Regions from separate parts of the Mus musculus genome. Here regions 1 and 2 are each linked to region 3. The links are chromatin loops, found by intact Hi-C in ENCODE. Cell type or tissue: gastrocnemius. All regions are shown on one strand. Each heading gives the region's core, and the rest is flanking DNA. Links, peaks and the distances in the headings are about the cores only.

The links. Hi-C counts contacts between places; a loop is a spot of excess contacts. Peaks named below come from ENCODE experiments on the same cell type or tissue, not always from the same donor. Only the 100,000 strongest peaks of a DNase experiment are listed, where the experiment ranks them.
Region 1: it touches region 3 in a loop (2.2-fold over the local background); 5 of 42 quality-filtered maps call a loop at or near these places.
Region 2: a loop joins it to region 3, with 5 times the contacts of the local background. A loop is called at or near these places in 7 of 42 quality-filtered maps.

What each region holds. Positions count from the first base shown.
Region 1 is chr8:86,620,156-86,627,898 of GRCm38, forward strand. It overlaps Lonp2 (lon peptidase 2, peroxisomal), which reads left to right and starts at 3,888. Exons shown (of 15, transcript NM_025827.3): 1 at 3,888-4,261. The coding sequence starts at 4,029. In gastrocnemius, for the core only: no CTCF peak of the experiment used is centred there; a DNase peak (open chromatin) is centred at 3,830; H3K4me3 peaks cover 3,013 bases; H3K27ac peaks cover 3,197 bases.
Region 2 is chr8:86,792,287-86,800,029 of GRCm38, forward strand. No RefSeq gene overlaps it. Among named protein-coding and RNA genes, the nearest start is that of Gm39215, 30 kb to the right of the region's middle. In gastrocnemius, for the core only: no CTCF peak of the experiment used is centred there; no DNase peak of the experiment used is centred there; H3K4me3 peaks cover 807 bases; H3K27ac peaks cover 2,035 bases.
Region 3 is chr8:86,741,244-86,748,986 of GRCm38, forward strand. Siah1a (siah E3 ubiquitin protein ligase 1A) reads right to left here and starts at 4,763. Exons shown (of 2, transcript NM_009172.2): 1 at 4,574-4,763. Gm10638 (predicted gene 10638) reads left to right here and starts at 4,456. Exons shown (of 1, transcript NR_027829.1): 1 at 4,456-5,817. In gastrocnemius, for the core only: no CTCF peak of the experiment used is centred there; DNase peaks (open chromatin) are centred at 4,282, 4,864 and 5,449; H3K4me3 peaks cover 3,533 bases; H3K27ac peaks cover 3,982 bases.

The sequences.
Region 1 (7,743 bases), core at 1,315-6,314, 120 kb before region 3:
ACTAGCCATGGTGTCCATGCCAGCAACTGGGACATGGAGGCAGGATTAGTGGGCGTTCAAGACCATCCCAGCCTACACCTATTCAGCAAGTTTAAACCAGCCTGGATTACAGGAGACCCTGTCTCAAACAACAGCAAAGAAAAGAATAAAATAAGTTAAAGGTATAGGTGAGCCTAATGGATTATCCAGGTTGTGAACACCTGGGAATCATGGAAATGTCTTGGAGGAGGTAAGTTGCCAGCAGAGGTGGGCGAGGTGAGGCCCAGCAATAACCAAGTGAGTGAGCCAAAAAGCATGCCTGAAAACCTAACCCTAGATCTCCAAAGACAATGAAGGCAGTGGCTAGATGGACACAATCATCACATGGAAACGACTAGGACCCTCGCTGCTCTGAACCTGAGCCTTTGCTCACTAGGTAAAAAGCTAATTACATCACTGAACCAATAAAGGTCTTAGAAAGGTAAGCTTGAAGTTCTCTCTTCCTTGCATTAATCAACAAGTAACAGATCACAAAGAAGAACAATTAGAGTCAAGTAAAGCCAGAGGTTTTGTTTTTCAGCTGTAACATAATATAACGGCCTGATTTATTCATGCCGCCTGCAACAAGAGCCACAAATGATAGTACATGCCTAGAATCTCAGTGAGGGAATGTATTCCAGTGAAATCTTATCTAAAAACAACAGCAACACACACACACACACACACACACACACACACACACACACACACACACACACACAAGAATGTTATAAAATATCCTGACATATCTGAATGGAAATGTCATGATGGCACCTATGACTGTGTTTGCTAACTTAAATGGTTAAAGGCACGAGCAGTTTAGGATTGGATTTTGTTCCTTTTGTCCTCCTGGGCCCACCACACCATCAGCCTTCCTTGTTCTTCAGAGCTGTCTTTCAGTAAGTTCCAGAAGTTGCTAAAAACAGTGTCTTGTCCACCTTGTTGCCTGTTGAATCCTTGTTATCAGTCTTTCTGGCTTCTCCTCTTTTCTAGGAACTGGAAACCCCCCCCCCCCCACACACACACCTTAATCTTCCCAATACTCCTTAATCTTTACATTAGTCCTAGCCTCTGACTGGAAAGGTTTTTTTCTAGTCCCTTACAGAGCTAATTCACTCTCAGCCTTTAGAGTTAAAAAAAACAACCTCCCTGCTCAGAGAAACCTTTAAAGGTCCCCCCATCCCATGTTGGCCCCATTCTTATCATTGCATATTTTTATATTATATTCCTTTTACTTTTTTTTTTCTGAGACAGGGTTTCTCTGTGTAGCCCTGGCTGTCCTGGAACTCACTTTGTAGACCAGGCTGGCCTCGAACTCAGAAATCCGCCTGCCTCTGCCTCCCAAGTGCTGAGATTAAAGGAGTGCACCACCACTGCCCAGCTTTATATTTCTTTTACTTACTCTTCTCTGGAATTGTCATTTTTTATTTGTTGGCTTGATTTTTGTCTACTTTTATAGCATGTAAGCACTCTGAAACAAACCCTGAGCCTTATCTATACTGTTGACTGATGGATCCTTGCACCCTACTCAGGTATAAAGTATACCTTTTTACTCAGTATAAAGTAAGTGTCTAACATATATTATGTTATATATCTAGTAACACATATTAGATAAATGAAATACGTTCATGCAAATCCGGTTTTTAAAAGGGCCAAGAAAACCACACAATTACTGAAGACATCACATGTGCATTCCCGATGTTCTCTTGAATGGGCTGATGCACACCATCATAGAAACATGTGGACAAGCAAGCAACTTAAATGTGGGCCCCTTAACCAAAGCAACGTATAGAATAGGGAGTTTATTTAGGTTTTAGTTTCCAGAACGTTTGAGCCCATGATGGTAGATCAAAGCCTAGTGGCAGAAAAGGAAGCTGAGAGCTCACATCCTGAACCAGAAATACAGGCAAAGAGACTGACCTGGGGATGTCTCTGATCTTTAAAGTCTCAGAGACTGTTTCCAGTGACACACTTCCTCCAAGGCCCCCCTAAACAGTGCCATCCACTGGGGGACTAAGTATTTAAACAGCTGAGACTAAGGGGGACATTTTTTTTTCATTCAAACCACTACACTGTACCACACCCTACCTTTACAGTGCAATATGAATTTGTATTTGTCAAACTAAGTCTAAGGTAGACACGATGGAACATATCTCTAACGTCAGCACTCCTGGCTGAGATAGGAAGATTTCAAGTTGGAAATCAATCTTGCATAGCAAGCCCTAGAGTGGGACAATTAGTAGAGTCATTGTATCTAGGGTAAACATCAGAATGAAGTAATTATTTTCTGGAATTACTTAGACCTTACCAAAAAAAAAAATCACTGTAGAAAACAGTGAGTTTAGTCACAAGAAGGCCCTGACAAACATGAAACAGCTTGCATAGTCGGGTACAGCAAACAGTAGACAGTAAGAATTGAAGTTGCAAGGTTTTGGTGCTCCTTCAAGAAACACACAGATTAGACCTGGGTTTTGGTATGAAGTTCCTGTTTTACTCTAAAAACAACTTTTGTGTGACAATTACATGGTTCTGCACAGCTGTTTGGGGTTCAGTCTACAAGAGGCTAGACCTCTTGGCTGCCTGCAAGGCCATATATCATCCTGGAATGACTCTTTTTCTTTGGCCATATGTGTGACTCAGTTAAGACCCTGTCCTAGGAGACCAAGAAAATAATAAAATCAAAAAATTAATTTATTAAACAAAAATAAGTCCAGACATTAGTATGCACACAAAACACTTGTTGCTTTTAGGATATGTATGCATGATAAAAATAAATAAAGTTTTTTTAAAAAATATGCCCCAAGGTTTTTAAGATGGTCATAGTTTCCTCATAAAATACCTACCATGTTCAGAGCCCTTGGTCCAATCCCAAGTACCATTTTTAAAAAGACACCAGGAATCTCAGAGTATAAGTCCTCTACTCTCCAGATAAGACTCTTAATAAAAAGGTAAGTTATTGTATATATTTTTTCTTTATATTACTCCCAAAGTCTATCTCAAGATATCTACACAATGCATACTTGATGAGTGTGTCACAACCAAGATCATCACCTACCAGTTCACCCTCCCTCTAGACCTCAGTGACTCAGACCACAACCTAGAATCTATCATCCAAATTGTGACCTTCTACAAATAATTGAATGCCCCTTTTTTAAAAGTATCTGTTTAAAATACTAATAAAATAAAGCAAAGATGGAAGCAATATCACAGACTTAAGAGATCCAGGAGATAAACAAAGTGAAAAATTAAGGACGATAGTAAAACCCACCAGCTTGGGAGAAGGTCTATGGATTAGGTAATGGTAATACTAATTTCCTGGGTTATGTGAACCATGGTTATGCAACATAATAGGGAAAACCGAGTGAGAGGTATAGGATACTTGTTAAAATATAAAATCTATTCAATAAAAAGGTTTAAAAATGTCTAGTGCACACCGTCCTTCTCAACATTCCTTCCGAATTTAAATGCAGGCACTGTTCATGCTGTCTGTGCACCAGGTTTGCTTGTCGTCTGGCATCACTGGTTCAGAGAGAAGGGCTGAGCGAAGCGACAGAAATTGGGTATCTCTGGGCTAGCGGGGAGCGGAGGTGTTTAATGTAGGGACCAGCCTGGGGATGCAGCCAGAAATTGAGGGGTTTGGGTCTAGGGGCGGAGCCAGAAGCCGCTACGCTTTAGCTTTGGGGGGGGGGGGGGGGGGAGAGTGACAGACCGGAAGGCTTAGCCGCTGCGGCCTCCGGAAGGGTTGTGGGCGGGCCCGGAAACAGCAGCACATGGCCCGGGGGCGAGTCCGAAGCGTCCGGGCAGAAGTCTGGGAGCCTGGAGAAGGGGCGGGGCCGGAAGCGGCGGCAGGCCTGGGGACCGGAGCCTGGGGAAGGGGCGGTGCCGGAAGCGGCGGCACTCAGGCCTGGGGGCGGGCCGTCGAGTGACGGCTGCGGTGCGTTCGGCGAAGGAAGTGTAGAGTTCGTACTTGGGAGTCCTCCTGACACCTCTGGTGTTGACGACCAGTGGCCATGTCCTCCGTGAGCCCCATCCAGATCCCCAGCCGCCTTCCGCTGCTGTTGACCCACGAGAGTGTGTTGCTGCCTGGCTCCACTATGCGCACAAGTGTGGACACGGCCCGCAACTTGCAGCTGGTGCGGAGCCGCTTGCTCAAGGGCACGTCGTTGCAGAGCACCATTCTAGGAGTCATCCCCAACACACCCGACCCGGCCAGCGACACGCAGGACCTGCCACCATTGCACAGGTAGGCCCGCCGGGCACTCGGAGGGAGGCCCTCCGGGACTCGCGCCCCGGCGGCCTGTGAGCGGAGTTGTGGCTCAAGTCTCCCCAGCGTGAAAAGTGGGAGGGACGCTTTTCGCCAGTGACCGTTAGTGAGCCGGATCAGTCACGGAGCAATGCCTGACACGGGTGGAAACTCTGTGCAGTTCATTTGCTGCCTGTTGCTGGTGCTTATCTGATGTGAATTCGTGTCCTACATAGCCTTCTTCACCGCCCAGCGCCCGGGCCCCTCCCCCATACCACCTTTCACCCTGTCCCCTTTCTTTCAGTCAACCTCCGGTCATGTTCTCCAGCTGAAACATTATAAATCTAGATCTATCTATCTATCTATCTATCTCTCTCTCTCTCTCTCTCTCTCTCTCTCTCTCTCTCTCTCTTTCTTTCTTTCTTTTTCCTGCTCATGCCTAAACTACGCAGTTAACTTTTGGGTGCTTTGTTTTACATGTTGTTACCTATTTTCTCTATTCCCCGACGGCCTCCCCTTCATGAAGGGCCATTCCTGTTAGCATTTTCCTTGGGGTCTCCCACTACAGTCTTCCCAGCCTCTAGGCTCACCTTTGCTCCTTCCTGGCATTTTTATCTTAGGCCCGGGGGATGTCACTGGATAGCCCTGTGTCCCGGCTCTGGTTCGTTGACTTGGGTGGTAGATTTCACCTGCGTCTGACTCTTCCCCTGTGATTTCCCATGTCTCTTAGGTGTGTCTTGAAGGTCCATCTGTGCAGACTGGTTTGCCCCATGCTTCCCTGGACTGCACAGTGATTGTGCGTATAGAGCACTTGAAGTGTGCATGCTCTAATATGAGTTTTAACACTAGAGTGCATGTGTGCCCAGAAAGGCTGTCAATTCTAGGCAGCTCAAGGCAGTTGGTCACCCTAAATGTGTCATAAATGTACAGTGCACACTATAGTTTGAGAAAACGTGAATTTCCTTTTTCTTTTTCGAGACAGGGTTTCTCTGTGTGGCCCTGGCTGTCCTGGAACTCACTCTGTAGACCAGGCTGGCCTTGAACTCAGAAATCCGCCTGCCTCTGCCTCCCAAGTGCTGGGATTAAAGGCGTGTGCCACTGCCCTGCTTAATTAATGTTACATAGAATAAATGTTACAATGTTAATATTCTGACCACTTCACCTAAAATCACCTGTGGATACTAAAATCACGAGTATGGCTTGTATTTTTATTGGACAGTACTAGTCTATAGTGTGTCTTAGCAGATGTTATCTTTAAGCTCTTTTCTCAAGTTCTTGCTCAATGTATTGATACTGAAGAGCAGGTTGGAGAGCCTCCTTCCCCTCCTTATTTTCAAATGAAGGGTTCCTGGCTCTGAATGGATTTCATAAGTGTGACTGACTACATTAGACAACTTGGAGCTTTTCTTCATGTTTCCAAAGGAGGCCTGTAGCTCTTTAAAAACAAAATAAACAGTAAAGCATGAAACAAACGCACAACTCAATAATGGTTTACATTGTATCATCATGGAAAAAAAAAACTGACACCCATTTGAACTATTCTTGGCTGTTGCCTAAATAAGATTGGACACTATAAAGTTTCAGTATTTTATTGTAGCAAATTATATTTAGTACTAGTCTCCTAGCATATTACCTCATTCCTTAAACCTCTGTTTATTTCTCCCATATTATTTTACAACCACTTAGTTGAGACAGAAATTCTCGTGATTAAATTTTTTGTTTGTTTTATTTCTTGGGGGGCATTAGAGATTGAACCTATGGTAGGTACTCTACCATTAAGCTATAGCCTCAGCTCTTATTTGTATTTTTTTATTTTGATACTGAGTCTCAGTAAGTACTCTGTGCTGGCTCTGAACTCTTCTGTAGCTCACTCAAGTACTGCACCAGTGATCCTCTTGCTTAGCCCTCCAAGAAGTCAGTGTTACACACCTGTGCTACCAGGTCTACCTTGGTTTGTTTCTAATGTATGCTGGATAGTTTTATGTCACCTTGACACCATGTACAGTCATCTGAGGAGGGAAACTCAATTGAGAATATGTTTTTATAAAATCAGGCAGTAGGCAAGCTTGAATTTATTCTTCCCTGCTAATTCTTGAACTGGTAGAGTAAACAAACCTGATCAGACATTTAGACGTTGTGCCAGCTAGTTTTATGTCAACTTGACACAGCTGGAGTCATCTGAAAGGTGGGAACCTCAATTGAGAATATGTCTTCATAAGATACTTTATAAAATGTAGGGCATTTTATTTAGTGATTGATAGGGAATGGCCCAGTCCATTGTGGGTGGTGCCACCCCTCGTCTAGTGGTCGTGGGTTGTATAACAAAGCATACCATGGGGTGACCACTCAAAACAGAAGCAGCAGTGGAGTGGAGCCAACAGGAACATTAAAAACAACAACAACAACAACAACAACAAAAACTGTCTGTGTGCTTCAGAGGGTGGTGCTGGAGAAGTGGCCCTAGCTCCTTAGAGGAGCCTGGAAGAGCATGAGGGAATCCCAGATAACTGGACATTGTGCTACTTAGACCTTTGGAATTTGCTTTTGCTATGTTCAATTACAACTGTGCCCTGGTTCTTCCCTCATGAGGTAAGAAAGTACTTAACTTATATTTAGTTTTATAGGAGCCCACACTTAACAGATTGAAATGTAAAAAGAGATTTTAGGTTTAAAAAAAAACTTAAACTGAATTTTAACGTGTTTGACTTGTAAAAATGATGGATTTTTAAAGTTTGTAAAATGTTTTCTATTGTGATGTTGAGGTTAATATGTGATCTTGGGGATGTACAAGAAAGGAAAAGTAAAGTGACATGTTTGTGTGTTAGGTTGGCAAGGGGTCAGTTGTCCTGTTATGTCCGGCTATGCCAACCTGATACAAGCTAGAGTTATCTGAGAGAGGACGGGGGGGGGGGGCGGGCGGGGGGACACACCTCAATTGAAAAAATGTTCCATAAGATCAGGCTGTAGAGCATTTTCTTAATGATCGGTGGCTTACCAATTCTTATCCAGGGCCAGGTTGGGTGGTTCACAACTGCTCAGAACTCCAGTTTGAGGGGATCTGGTTGGCCTCTACAAGCACTGGCATATACTTGAGATGTGCACTACACCCCCCCCCCTTGCACACACACACAGTTATATACATGTAAATTTAAAAGGAAAGTCTTCTAAAAAGTAAAGTTGGTCATATTTTAGGTTTGAGTTAGTAATTTTCTACATTATTCTGGCAAGGTTTTTGTTGTTGTTGTTGTTTTTTGTTTTGTTTTGTTTTTTTTTTTTTTTTTGGTTTTTCAAGACAGGGTTTCTCTGTATAGCCCTGGCTGTCCTGGAACTCACTCTGTAGACCAAGCTGGCCTCAATCTCAGAAATCTGCCTGCCTCTGCCTCCCAAATGCTGACATGCACCACCATTGCCCAGCTCTGGCAAGATTTTTGAGAGTTACTAATTGTTTCCACATAAATATCTGCAAATAACAGTAACTAAAT
Region 2 (7,743 bases), core at 1,885-6,884, 51 kb after region 3:
AAATAAAAATTACTTATGTTTGTCATGTACAGTGTATTTAGAAATAAATGCAGACCATGGCACTTATAAATCTGGATAACTAATGTGTATGCTACCTCACGTCATTTCTTTGTTGTAACATAGCTTTTTTATTTCTTATTTGAAACAGGGTCTTGATATATAGCTCAAGTGGCCTTGAACTCTTGGTAACCCTTCTATCTTAGCCTTCTTCTATCTCAACCTGGTGATACATCAAATATCACAAGCTGAGCCCATAACCCCCAACTTGAAAAGCAGAGGCAGAAAGATTAAGAATTTGAGGGCAGCCGGGCAGTGGTGGCGCACGCCTTTAATCCCAGCACTTGGGAGGCAGAGGCAGGTGGATTTCTGAGTTGGGGGCCAGCCTGGTCTACAAAGTGAGTTCCAGGACAGCCAGGGCTATACAGAGAAACCCTGTCTTGAAAACCAAAAATAAAATAAAATAAAAAAATAATAATAATAAAAAAAGAATTTGAGGGCTAACAACGAGTTCCAAACCAGCCTGGGCTGTATAAATGAATCCTTGTGTCTAAAACCACAAACTCTTGGGGGCCCTGTATTCCATCCAATAGCTGACTGTGAGCATCCACTTCTGTGTTTGCCAGGCCCCAGCCTAGTCTCACAAGAGACAGCTATATCAGCGTCCTTTCAGCAAATTCTTGCTGGTGTATGCAATGGTGTTAGCGTTTGGAGGCTGATTATGGGATGGATCCCCAGGTATGGCCGTCTCTAGATGGTCCATCCTTTCGTTTCAGCTCCAAACTTTGTCTCTGTAACTCCTTCCATGGGTGTTTCTCTAGCTGCATATGTAGCAGAAGTTGGCCTAGTCAGCCTTCATTGGGAAGAGAGGCCCCTTGGTCTAGCAAACTTTATATGCCTCAGTATGGGGGAATCCCAGGGCCAAGAAGTGGGAGTGGGTGGGTAGGGGAGTGGGAGGGGGATCTGGGGGACTTTTGGGATAGCATTGGAAATGTAAATGAAGAAAATACCTAATTTTAAAAAAATCAGAAAAAAACCCCACAAACTAAATCAAACAACCAACCAAAAAAAAAAAAAAAAAAACCAAATGAAAAACAAAAAAAAACCTATGAAATTACCATAAACTGTTGTTATTGCTTTAATTTTCTAAGATCTTACGAAGAGCTGAGCCAAAGACACGACAGTGACACGACCCTCTGCACCCACAGACTCTGAATCCAAGTGGAGCAGAGTGTGCTGGCACAGGCTTGTGCTCCCAGCACCGGGAAGCTGAGGCAGGAGGATCTTGAGTTTGGGGTGATCCTGAAATAAAACACTCATCGCAAGAGCTGGAGTTGGGGGTGTAGTTCATCCATAGAGGACTCAAAGCACAAGACTCAGGTATCCCTGGTGCCACAAGAAAAATGTGCAGAAGGGAGACTGTGTGGAAATGTTTGCAAACACTCTGCCATTTTATACAGGGGACTCAAACATCTTTGAATTTCGATAGCTGTGGAGGGTGTCAGTGCCCACTCTTACTCCCCAAGCCCAGGACGCAGAGGGATGGATGGATGGACCTTTGTCCTGACTTATAGATAACTACAATCCTTAAAATGTTGTGTGGGTCAGTACTGTAAAATATTTGATACTTATATGTAACATAGAATTACATAAAATGGATCATCAAACAATCATTCTTTTAAAAAAATTTACTTATTTATATTTTATGTGCTCTGCTATTTTGCCTGCATGTATGCCTGTATGAGGGTCTTGGATCCCCTGGAACTGGAGTTACAGACAGTTGTGAGTTGTCATTTGGTTACTGGGACTTGAACCTATGTCCTCTAGAAGAGCAGTCAGTGCTCTTAACTATCGAGCCATCTCTCCAACTCCAACCAAACATATCTATTAAGATGTGCATAATCTGAGGTAGTTAGGAGAAGCTGTCAAAAGTCTGACAGGGAGAAATCTTTCAGTCAACGTTAAGGGTTGGTGTGCAGCTCACAGGTGGGGTGCAGCTCACAGGTGGGGTGCAGCTCACAGGTGGGCTACCTGCCTAGCAGCCCTGAGATGGCAAAACAAAGATAAAAATGTAGTCATGGTGACAAGCCAAAATCTGTCCCTGCTACCCAACAGCATTTCTAACCCTCCTACTGGTGGATAGCTTGCAGAGAAACTGGGACAGAGTTAGAAAGTAACCACCCAAGGCCGACTCTCCAACACATGACGCCCAAATTGTGCCACGGTCTATGCCCGGGCACAGTGCCTTCCTGAACTGGCTCTCTTCTGGGGAGCTTAGTGGTCCCTGCTTCCCGCAAGGCCTCTGTCAAACATCAAAAGAGCTCTATGCCATTCTAGCCAAAGTGGCTCTTTTATTTTGTTTAAAAGCCAGAGTGATAAGCACTTGGGAGGCATTCGCTGTGAACCAGGCTCAGCTTACAGAGAGCACACCAATATACATAACCAAACCACCAGTATCCCTCCCACCGATGAAAGGAAGGCTGAAGGACCTTCTGAAGCCCCAGGCCCAGCTTTCTCTTTCTGCACCCGAGTCCCACTTGCTCGGCCTGGCCACACGGCAATGCACTTCCCTCCGGTGATTTCTTTGTAAAGGATTTTGCTAGGAAACCACAGCCCAGCCTGAGGGAGGCCACCTCAGCAGGGACTCAGTCAGCCATTTGACCAGAGGCATATGGCTAAAACCAGAGCTGAGTAACTTCCACAGAGAGGCCTGCCAAAATGGTCTACAAAAAGCACCTAAGCGGTCAACCATTGCAAGGAAAGGAAAAATGCTGATAAGCATAAATAAATAAATAAATAAATAAATAGAAAAAAGAAAAACTACTGTAGCTGCTATAGGAATCTGTATGGAGGCTCTTCAAACCACTAAAATTAGAACTACCTGGGTGAACACGTGAAAGAGTCTAAGCCGGTGGTTCTCAACCTGAGGATTGAACAACGCTTTCACAGGGGTCATCTACCAGATATCCTCCATATCAGATATATACATCATAACTAATAACAGTAGCAAAATTGCAGTTATAGTTTTATGATCAGGGGGCACCACAACATGAGGAACTTTATTAAAGGGTTGCATCATTAGGAAGGCTGAGACCCACTAAGTGTATCATCGTCCAATCCTAAACGCTCCCCTCAGGGCTCAGGGAACACAGTACAAGAAGAGGAGGAAAGAAAGGGTGTAGGAAGGAGCCAGTGAGGATGGAAGACACCAGGGAAACAAGTCCTTCTGGACACAACAGGACTGGCACACATGTGAACTCACAGACTGTTAGCATGCTCAAGTCTAAGCCAGATGGGGTCCCAGCACCCAGAGAGAAAGTGGACACGAGGCCCCATCCCTAACCCAGAAGCCAATTGATAACTACCCATAAAGGACATATTAGTTTTCTCCAATGGAGTCACTGGGTATAGAACCCACTCTCTCTCTCTCTTTTTTAAGATCATTTATTTTATGCATATGAGTACACCAGAAGAGGGCATCAGGTCCCATTACAGATGGTTGTGAGCCACCATGTGGTTCCTGGGAATTGAACTCTGGACCTTAGGACCTCCAGTTAGTGCTCTTTAACCTCTGAGCCATCTCTCCAGTCTGCCTAGACCTCACTCTTTTTTTTTTTTAAGATTTATTTATTTATTATATGTAAGTTCACTGTAGCTGTCTTCAGACACTCCAGAAGAGGGCATCAGATCTCATTATGGATGGTTGTGAGACACCACGTGGTTGCTGGGACTTGAACTTAGGACCTTCGGAAGAGCAGTCGGTGCTCTTAACCGCTGAGCCATCTCTCCAGCCCCCTAGAACTCACTCTTACGGACAGGCCTCATACCTTGCAGTAGATGGCCAAGATAAAACAAACCCAATGATATTTTTAGAAGTTTTTAATGCCCCCCTTTTTAAACTGTATAGGTCCTTTGCTTATATATTATGGCTTCTGATTTTCTGCTTGTGTGAATACACATGTCTCTGCATCTGTATGTTTCTTGTGGTTTTTTTTTGACTTTGTTTGTTTGCTTTTTTGTCCTACTCTGATTGTGAATACACATGTCTCTGCATCTGTATGTTTCTTGTGGGTTTTTTTTGACTTTGTTTGTTTGCTTTTTTGTCCTACTCTGATTTGTTTATCTTTAACTTAATTTAATTAATTAATTTTATTCTAAGACAGGGTACTATGCAGCTCTGGCTATTCTGGAACTCACCATGTAGACCAGACTGGCCTTGAACTTACAGAGATCTACCAGCCTCTTTATCCCAAGTGCTGGGATTAAAGGTGTGCACCACTAGACTCGGCTCATTAATTAATTTTGTAGATGCCTGCTTTTAATGAAAGAAAGAGCAAGAAAGGGTGTAGATTTGAGTTGGAGGGAGGTAAGGAGGATCTGGGGTAGGGAAAACCATGATCACAGTATATTGTGCAAAAAAATCTATTTTCAATAGAAAAGTATATTATATATATCATTATAATCATGCATAAGATATAACGTAATCAACATATGCTAATAAAATAAGTTTCTATTAAAAACTACCTACCCGTAATCTCCTATTGATGAAGTTATTAGCAAATTATGAATAGCTGCAAATTGTATTTGAAACACATTTACTTACACATATTTATGTTTGTGCTGATTGTATCTAATAAAAAGTAGATCCTGTGTAGGTTTGATGCCCCAGTGTAGGGGGATGCTGGAAGGGTGAGGTGGGAGATGGTGGGTTGATGGGTGAGCACCTTTATAGAGGCAAAGGGGAGGGAGGAGAGGGAGGTTGTGGGATGGGGGGGGGCAGGTCTTGTGGAGGGGTAACCGGGAAGTGGGATAGCATTTGAGATGTAAATTAATGGAATGATGAATTTTGAAAAGCATATTATGGAAAATGTCTTATTCTATGTTTTGTTATAATTTGCTAGTATACACACATATGTGCAAGAATGTCATAAAGATTCACACTGGACATAATTTGTAAGTCTCGTATGGCCAAGCAGTGTGTCTTCCCTTTTCTCTAGTGCCATAATCTTAGTCCATTCATCGGTTTATCCATTTACCTTTTTGAAACAGGGTCCCCCTGTGTATCCCAGGCTGGCCTGGAACTTTCGATCCAAATGCCGGAATTACAAATGTGCACTGTCATGGCTGGTTCTCCAGTTCTCTTATTGACTGTGACAGTGCCTGGCATGGGACTCTACCACCAGCTCATTAAGTTCTCTTCAGCCGTTATCATTTTCTTAAAAAATTATTTTCGTTATTTTGTGTATGGGGTGACAGTGGTGAATATGTCATGGCACATCTGTGGGGGTCAGAGGACAACTCTGTGGAGTTGATTCTCCCGTCTACCCTTATGTTGGTTCCCAGGATCTAACTCAGATCTCCAGGTTTGTGTGGCAAGCACCTTTACATGCCGAGCCACCTCACTGGCCCATTATCGGTTTAATTCCTAGCCATCACACTGGGAGAAGAAAACCCAAGTTCAAAGAGGTCCCTCAAGCCTTCTTCTCCTCTCTGAGGATGGCTGGGCACAGTCTGTACACTCCAAGCAAGTGGTTTCTCAAAGCAGCCACAGGCTGAGACCTCTGGCTCCAGAAGAGAGACAAGGATGTGGGCAGAGCCCCAGGCAGCTGCCTGGGCTTGGTTCTGTGCAGCACCCTGGGGATCCCCTTCTGTGGCACCTGTAAGCCTGCCTGGTCTCTTAGCAACCGTTGGTGGCATAAACAATAAAGGGGTTTTGAGAGCCAGGCTGTATAGCATTTCAGAGCTTCTGCTGTCTTCAGGAGAAATTAGCTTTTTCTCTTGCCAGCGGATGCCCTTGACCCCAAGGTGGGGCTCATAGAGCACAGGCAGGTGCTGGCCTCTGCTACATTCTCCCGATTCTCTGGTCTTAGTGGACACTGTCCTATTGCTAAGCCTGAGCTCTGAGCACACAGACATAGTGTGCTCTCACAACCCCCTTTCTCAAGCAGCAGGGCTGGAGGTGTTGGATCTCGGGTATTCTTGGCATTTTGATCCACCAAGTATGCCGGCAGGTGCCAAGTCTCTACTATCAGGGGAAGTGACCTCAGAGCTTGGATGTGTCCGCAAAGTCACCATCCAGACTTGAAGGTCCCATTACAGGCACCTGTCACCCAAGCTGGAAAGTCTCCATCCTTCCTTGCGTCAGACCTTCCAGAAAGGGACTGAGGCTTATGGAAAAGCAGACAGAAGTCTTAGGACGGGATATATATTGCCTGTGTTTTTGTCAACGTGACACAAGCTAGAGTCACAGGATAAGAGACCTTGAGAAAACGCTTTGGAGAGACTGGCCTGTAGGCAGGTCTATTGGGCATTTCCTTGAGTAATGATTGATTTGCGGGCATATCTAGACCATTATGGGCTGGGACAACCCCTGGGAAGGTGGTCATGGGGTACATAAGAATGCAAGCTGAGCAAGCCATGGGTAGCATACCAGTAAGCAGAACTTTTTCCATGACCTCTGCTTCAGTTTCTGCTATGACTTCCTTTCTTGATAGACAGTGGGCTGTACAATGAAATTAAACCCTCTTCTCCCCAGCCAGGTCCTGCATGGCTTGGTTCTGATGAGGCGATGTGGGAACGAGGAAATGACAGACACGGGAGAAACAAAAGATGCATGTAACCATGGACTTTTCCACTCATGCCCTGGTTCCCAAAATAATGACTCTGAGACTTAACTATATATGAATAGATGTCTAGGCCAGAAGCTTGGGCTTGTCCCCCGACGAGCATGTAACTTAATTAATCTGTTTATCCTCGCCTATGAGTGCCACCTGGCTGGTTACCTCTTCTCGGTTTCATGTGTCTGCCTCCTCAGAGTTGGGCGTGGATCTCTTCCCTGGTCTGACTCTACTCCTACTTAGACCAGGAGTGTAAGCACTCTTACCTGTGCCATTTCTCTGCACCTTACCTGGGGAAGGCGTTGACATTTCTATGAGTCTGACGCACTGAGGTCCTTTACATGGCTCTGCTTATGGCAACAATACATAGTCACTCAGAGCTTCATCAGTTCCCCATTCCTCCCAAGGTTCTGTTGGTCATGGTGTTTATCCCCACAACAGAAACCTAACTAAGATAGGGCAAGACCCCAGAATCCCATAGTACCCTTCTTGAATATTTTACTCACTGGAATCTAAAAACACAGCATGGGTAGAGTGTGGAAAGGGCCAGCTGGTACAGCCTGGATCAGGGCCTGGAAGAGGTGTGCTCCTTCCCCCAGAGGCTGATAGTTCACAGGGAAAGTAAAATAGATCCATTATGAAGCATCAGTGTCACACTCGGCGTTTTATGTGTGCTGGGAAGTCACACTCAGGCCCTCATGCTTGTAACAGGAGTGCTCTTACACACCGAATCACTTCCCTAGCCTTGGGCCTGTGTTTCAAGATATATCTCCTCCCGAGTCTCTTTCCCTGTGCTCTGCTTCTTGCGTTCCTGAGGCGGACAGCTTCCTCCATCCCATTCTTCTGCCACCATGCTGCTCTGCCTAAGCACACAGGACCAAGCATGACTCAATCCTCTGAAACCGTGAGCCACAATAAATTCTCCCTGTATTAGCGACTAACTGACACCCCCCTCCCCCCAAAAAATCCTTAAGAAAGAGTTCGTCACAATTTGGGGGACCGCATCAATCATGCCAGAGAAGTAGACAGCCACCACATCTTCCTTCTGAGTCTTTGTTTTCTTCTGAGAAAATGGAATTAATTGTCAACTTTACTTTGAGGGGACAGTAATAAGAGTAAATGAGCTAAG
Region 3 (7,743 bases), core at 1,689-6,688:
TAAGAAGGACAACTTAGGCTAGGAAAGGCAGTGACCTACCTGCAGCCTACAAGTGACTTGAACATTTAGAAAAGTAGCAAGAGATATGATAGCTACAGCAAAGCACCGAAAACAAAGTAAAGCATAAAACAAAAGGAGTACTAGCTGTAAGAAATAGAACTTAGATAGTATGGGGGAAATGGTAACACCATCTTTTACTATGTTGATCCAATTATAAGCTACCTGTCTCAAGCTGAGGCACATACATAGACCAGGGAAGAGTAAGGGTAGCAGTGGGGAGGTCCATCCACAGCAGGAAACCAACAGATAGAGAAAAGCATAAAAATAGTCAGCAGGCTAGCAGAAAAGCAAGAAGGGAGTTGTCCTTTAAAAACTTGTAGCTGGCCCAGGGTTAAGAGCACCCTGGCTGTTCTTCCTGAGCTGGGTTAAGTTCCCAGCACCTACACAGCAGCTCACATCTGTCTATAACTCCAGGTCCAAAGGATGCAATGCCCTCTTATGGTCTCCTCAGGCACTAGGCATGCATCTGGTGCATGCAGGCAAAACACCAAATACTAAAAACTGTAACCTTTGAGAGGGCTGTGAGCCAGCTTCTGTAAAGCTGAGTGACAGAACATTTGCCTGGCACTTGAGAGGCCCTATGTTCCATCCCTAACACAATAAAACAAGAATCTTGCAGAAGCTAGGCATAGTGGCTCACACCTGCAGTCTCCATGCTTGGGTGGCAGACACAGGAGGGTTGCTGTAAGTTAACCAGACAGGACTACACAGTGAATTCCAATCTGGGCTACACAGCCAGACCCTGTCTCACAACCAAACAAAAAACACAAAAAAACTTGTGAATTTTACACTAAATACAAAACTTTTTCAACCAAAGTGTAAGTTCCAAAAATATATTTATAGTACATAAAATAACTTGTAATTTTACCTCTTCATTAGACTGTAACTGATAACATTTAAAAGTATTTTACTGCATTTTTGATTATTTATTCTATGTGTACATTGTGTTTTAATGCAGAAGTAGGCAGTATGTCTGCTCTCGAGGATCTTAGGTGTGTGTACTCTTCAATGTCTGTTGATCCTGGAAGCACACTGTCCACCGAAAAGGAAGCAACAGAGGGGCCAGGTCAGGCAACTGACAGATGACAGAGCCAAAAGACATATCCAGGTCTGTCTCTTAATGGCCTATCCTTTCAATAACACAATTATAATGGCACTTCAAGAGTAGGCCCTGGGAGGTTCAAAGAGTAATATACTTAACAGCTGTTCACATGGTACTGGAAACTAAAGCTCAGAGAAACTAATCCCAAAGTAGCAAAAACACACAACCACAAAGTACCACAAAAATGTACAGTGCTCAAGGAACAAAATAATCTAGTTTGAATAGGTAGGGCAAAAGTGAAACCCTAGGGTAATGCTGGCAAAGCCTATTAAGTCAGTGTAAAACTGCCAGTCATTTACATTGACTTACTCAGCACCTACTATATGCCAACAGAGTGTGGAACACGCATGTGAACAAGGCTAACTCTCAAAGAGATTACAGCCTATTTAGGGCAGCAAAGAACCAGAGAAAAGCAGCAGCTCAGAAGACACTGCAGTGGAGACGGAATATTGTGGGCACATGGAAAGATGGCACCCGATTCCATGTGGGAAAAAGTTCACAAAGAGCTCAGCTGATGATGACCTGGCTATTATGAATTTAGTAGAAAGAGAAGGACCTGGAAGCACACAGTCTATCGAAAAGGAAGCAATAGACAAGGCCAGATAGACAAGGCCAGCTCAGACAAGGCTCTGTACTTCCTAACACATTAAGGATTGTGGGACCACATTCTGAAGGCCTTTTCAGTCAGGTTCAGAGGTTTAATTAGAAAGCTCATTTACACTGGTAACACTAGGCAGCCAGAAGAACGGCTACCTCGGGGTTGGGGGGCTGGCTTAGTTAAGAGCACTTGTTCCAGAGGACCCCAGTACAAATCAGGCAGCTCACAGCTACCTCCAGCTCCAGGAAACCCTCGTCCAACCTCAGCCAGCAGACAAGTAACTACCAGTAACTATCAGACAACTAACTACCAGTAACTACCAGTAACTATCAGACAACTAACTGCCAGTAACTATCAGTAACTAGCAGACAACTAACTACCAGTAACTATCAGTAACTAGCAAGCAACTAACTACCAGTAACTATCAGTAACTAGCAGGCAACTAACTACCAGTAACTACCAATATTGTAAAGGAGGAAGTTTCTTCTTCAGGTTTGTCTGTTTCTGATTCTAAAGATCTGATGAAGGCAAGGTCTAAATGAAATACATCAAACATTTCAATATTTCACAAATTGCATATAGAAATTTCTATTTTTATTTAAAAGATCTGAAACATTTAATTAAGAGAATTTCCAGTCTTTAAAACTTGAGTGTATCAACTACCATAAAATATAATTTAAGCAGTCATCTAAAACTATGCAAAGTCACTAAACTTGTTTTGTTACCTTAATTATGTAAGACTGGTTTTCAAAATACCTTACCCACTGAAAACAAAATCCTACTCTTCAAATCAGCAGCTCATCTGGGTACTTCGCTTGAAACATGTTAATTTTTATAGAATATCATATTCGTCTGAATTACAGACATTAAGAAAACAGTGATGTATGTTTGTTTGTTTGTTTGTTTGTTTGTTTTGGGTGACATGGTTTCACTAGATTGCCAAGGCTGACCTTAAACCTTTCTATTCTCCTGCCTCGGCCTCTCAAATGTTGGAATTCCTGTCAACTAATATGAGTTCAGGTTTCTACCACCAAGTTCAGCTTTCTGATGTAGGAATTTCCTCCAAGGTTTAAGGGAGCAGATAGTCTGAAGCAAAATAAATTACTTATGTTTCTAAATGTAATCTTTTCTTTCTTTTTTTAACTATCCAGTCAAATTTGTTACACTGTTTCAGTTTTAAATACTGTTACAAAACTAGTGCAAACATGCGGGGGGGGGGGGGGTCTTGAACCAATTCACAAATAATAAAGTTAAAGCCCACTTTAAGTAAAAAGCTCTGGACAAAACTGAGACTAAAGACTACAAGTTGTATTGTTATTTAAATTTCTAAAAACAAACAAACAAACAAAAAGTATGGTTAATTTATGGAACCCACTTTTGGAAAATCTTCCTCTACCAGTCAGTCACCAGTCACAAACTTATCCCAAAGGTAAACACATTTCCCACCACGTGAGCGCTCCGCTCCGAGACAGTTACTATGCCATCTCATTTGTCACAGCAGGCTTTGCTCTTCAGCAGCTTCTGAAGGAGACGGTGACACCACAGGTAACAACACTAATTAAAGGGAGTCACTGTCCTACTTTTCCAAGTTAGGTAATTGAAGTCCTTGAAAGTGAACTGATCCATAAACTAAACCTGCTTAAAGGAAACTTCAGTGACTTTCCAAATTCCACCACGCATTCACATCCCTTATCGCTCAAATCCCCAAATTCCATCATCTCACAAAGCATAGCATTCTGTCCTCTAAACCCTTTCATTTCTTAAAACAGTAAAACCCAAATACTAACCCGGTTTTATATAACCCGATTTCAAACATTTTGGGCTATGTACTTCCAACGCATCCATGCCAAAATAACTTAAGCGAATTTTATGAGGCAAGGACCTTTAGCAGTAATCATTTACTGTAATAGCTTAGCACTTACTAAGAGCTCTCTGCACATCAACTATTTCCCATCTCATCGGTTCTCAATAGGCTTGAGACAAATACTCTCCATCAGACCCATTTTGCAGATTAGCAAAATGAAGCACCAAAATCGTGCCCAAGGTCACAAACCCGTGGGGCAGGATTGGAATCAAAGCAGGAGGGCAGAGTTCGGAGCCCATGCTCCAAGCGCTTTTACAAGTTAACATTTCACCCTGGACAATAGCCTAGCAAGAAATGGTAAATGCTCAACGCTAGAAAGAGCAGTAAGATCCCTGTCCTACATCCACGTTCAGGGCTTCCATGACTTTGACAAATCAGCTACATGGCCTCATTTACCGAATGCACAAATGTAACTCTTATGCCAGGGCAAACAAATTCTGTATCTTTCCAGGAACAGACGGTCCGCAGCGGCCCAGGGCGTACACACTAAGTTGCATCTGGGAGCTTGGAGGGACCCCGAACTATCCCGCAAAGGAAGCTGGGCGGAGCAAGGCTTAGGCTTAAAGGCTGGAGCTGCCCAGGCGGGCGTCCGCGCGCTCGCTCGTGGCGACATAAACAAGGGAGGAGGCTGCGTTCTTCCCCGCACAATAAAGGCGCGGGTCCGGGGGAGGCCGCCCTCCCGGAGCCGCCGAGGCAAGGCCCGACCGCGGCCCGCGAAGCGCGCGGCTGACCTCCGCCATGTTGGCCGTACACCGGGCCACACAACAAAGACTGAGCGAGGGCGCGGGCCGTAGTCTCGGCGCGCCCGCCCGCCCTCCGCCTCCCGGAGCCGCCGCTGTCGGCTGGGCCCGCCCGGAGAGGCCGAGACAAAGGCGCCGCGGCTCCGCGAGGGGACCCGCCGGCCCTCCCCGGGCCGCGGCCAGCTCCTCCCTCCAGGCCGCCCGCTTACCTGTGGGCGGAGAGCGCGCCGCGGACCCCGGCCCCGTCTAACGCGCCCGGTCGCCAGCTGCCGCCGCCGCCACCGCCACCGCCACCGTCACCGCCGCCACCGCGGGCCGCGCCTCCACCTCTCCCGGCACCGAGACCGACGGGACACCCTGGGCCGCCGCCCTCGAGAGCGCGCCCGCCCGGCAGCCCGGCTTCCCTGCCGCCGCCGCCGCCGCCCCGCGCGCTCTCGAGCTCGCCGCGCGCGCCCGCTAAGTACCACACACTGCGGCGGCCGCCATGAGCGGGAGCGCGCACCGAACCCGGCTGGGCGGGGCTTCCCACGGCCACGCACGCGCAGAAGCGGCTGGCGGCTGCTGCCCGCACTCGGTGGCGGTTGGCGTCGAGACGCTTCGGTTACCGGAGCAGCGTCCCGAGCATCCCCACGAGGCGGCTGCGCTGTCTCGGGCCGTTACTGTGGGATTGACTGGGTTCGCGCCGTCCTCTCTCCGGGTCCGCGGTCTGTAGCGGCCTCCACGACCCCACTCCTGGAGGAGAAGAGGGCCGCGCCTCCCGGTAGGCTCGTTGAAAGCTGGCCAGTAAGAAGCACGCCTTTAAGTCCACTTTCCCACTCATCTGGGAAGCTGATGTTGGGGACTGTCCACCCTGCTGCTTTAGGTTAAAAAACGGAGCCGTGCACTAGGCAAGCAGAAGCAGGATCTTCACAAGTTTGGGGCCAGTCTGGTTTATACAGAGTTTTCTGGGACTTCCCGGGGAGACCTTTTATCCAAAATAAATGAAGACCTCATCTCAAGGGTTACGGGTGCTTTCGTGAGGAGTGGTTGCCTGGGCTGAGACTCAGTCCCCAGTTGCGAGTGAAGGGGTAGAAACCTTTAGATTTGATTCTGGGGTGTGGGATTGTGTGGAGGTCAGAGGACGAGTTGCGAGTGCTGGGGGTGGAGCGCAAGTGGCCAGCCTTGGTGGCAGGGCCTCTGCTGAGCCATCTCGCAGAGTCCCCGTTAGTCTTTCCATGGATGCCTCTGTCTGACTAGGTTAACCGAATGTAAGGCGTTTACAAATCCTGAGCAGATTTTCAGGGAAGAACTGTAGAAATGCAATGCTGTGAGAAAAGTACTTTTTCTATGGGGTTTCAAGAAAGGAAGAAAAGTCTCCTCTCAGCCTTCCATCAGCACAAACTCCGCCCTCTTCCAGAACTCAAATTTGTTCTCAATGAATGTTCAGCTTTCCTCAATGTATTTGTAATCTGTGCTTGTGTTGATATTTCTATTCTCGATCTAGTATCTCACTGTAGCCCTTCCTCTGAGACCATTAGCACAACCAAACAGTTGAGAATGTAAATTAATTAAGTTAAAAGCACCATATACTACAAATCTGTTGGTCCCCAAAGCTCAACAGCCAGATAAGGAGCTTGCATTATGTAGGTTCATGAAGATTGTCGATATTAGTGGTGTTCTTGTTCATTTAAAATACTTGATTTACATAGGGAGTCTAAGATAACCCATCATAAACTCTGCTTTGTCATGAAACTTACCAAGTAGGAAGTCATACATTCACTCTCATATTCGTTGGACAAATGATAATTATCAACTAGTCCTGAGAATACTAAATCATCAACTAGTCCTGAGGATATTAATCATCAACTAGTCCTGAGAAACTAAGCTAGGCACTTAAGTATTATCTAGCAGGAGACACAAATATAAACTTACTGCTACCACTGTGAGAGAAAAAATTCCCAAAACAAGTGCCTGGTACTAATGAAATATCTAACTCAAGTGTGTGAGAACACAGGTGTCTACCACAAAACCAAAAGACAAGAAGCAATTAACAAGATTGGGGGAAGGCTGTAAAAGGTAGAGACATTAAGGAAGTAGAAAAACAATTCTGAAGATAACCTGTGACTGTCCACTTCTCCACTATTGGTTTTTTTCTTAGTGGGTGAGCTGAGGAGGAGAGGGTGTGAGGTCTCTGGGTGCTTAGAGGCCTATGGAGTTCAGAGAAAGCTATGCTTTGAGGACCAAGGCACTCTAGTGCTTTTCCTAAGGGACAATATTTCTCATCCTGTTGACACCAAAAAAAGAATTCACGGAGGCTTTGAAGTTTGAAGTGGGCTGTGGTTAAAGGGTGAGAGTTTTACCTGTGGAGAGGGAAAGGTTTTCTAAGCAAAGGCAATCTGTGGTGTAAGACTCAATCTCAAGTGAGAGTGGTAAGAAATCTTTAAAACCCAAAGTCAATACGAATGCTATGTACAAGCCTGAATGCGGATGGAGGGAAGGACAAAGCAGATAGGGAGAAAGCCCCGGAGAACACTTGTGTTCAGGCAAAATGAAAGCCTAACCCAGGAGGCAGCCATGGAAATGGAGAAGGGATCTTAGTTGATCTGGGATGGTTAATTGAAAATAGGATCAAATGCTACTTTTAAGCACCTCAATGCCAAATCACGCATTACCTCATCAGTCTCTGCAAAAATTCCATGAAATGAGCAAACAAAAAACTGACCGGGCGTGGTGGTGCACGCCTTTAGTTCCAGCACTCTAGAGGCAGAAGCAGGCAGATCTCTGAGAGTTCGAAGCCAACGTGTTCTACAGTGAGTCCAAGACAGCCTTGAAAAACAAAAAGAAAAAAACCTCCATGAAATAACTACCATTAGTGTTTCCATTTGATCTAGAGCAAGGAAGGCTCATGAAAAGCAGCCGGGTTCTAGGTGTCAGAGTCAGGATCCAAACCCAATCCAGACAGGGCAGGTGGGGCATGCTTGGAGACTGGGACAAGTGGATCACCAAAAGTTCAAAGACGTTTTGGGTTATATTGGAAGATACTGTCTAGAATAAATAAATAAATAAGCCCAACTTCAGTCCTCTAATTGTGCCATTCTAAGGCCCCAGCAGGAAGCAAGATGCAGGCTTTTGAGAGCTTTGTTGTTTTGCTTTGTTTTGTTTTGTTTTGAGACAGGATTACTTTGTGCAGCCCTGGCTGTCCTGAAACTCACTCTGTAGACCAGGCTGGCCTCTACCGCAGAGATAAACCTGTCTCTACCTGGAATTAAAGGCTTGTGCCCAGCACAAGAAACATGCTTTAAATGGAGAGAACTTGGAGCACATGCTTGTAGAAAGCATGGAATGGGGACCAAGAATTTAAGGAGGTCCCAAGTCCCCTGCCCCTTGAGGAAACCCCTGT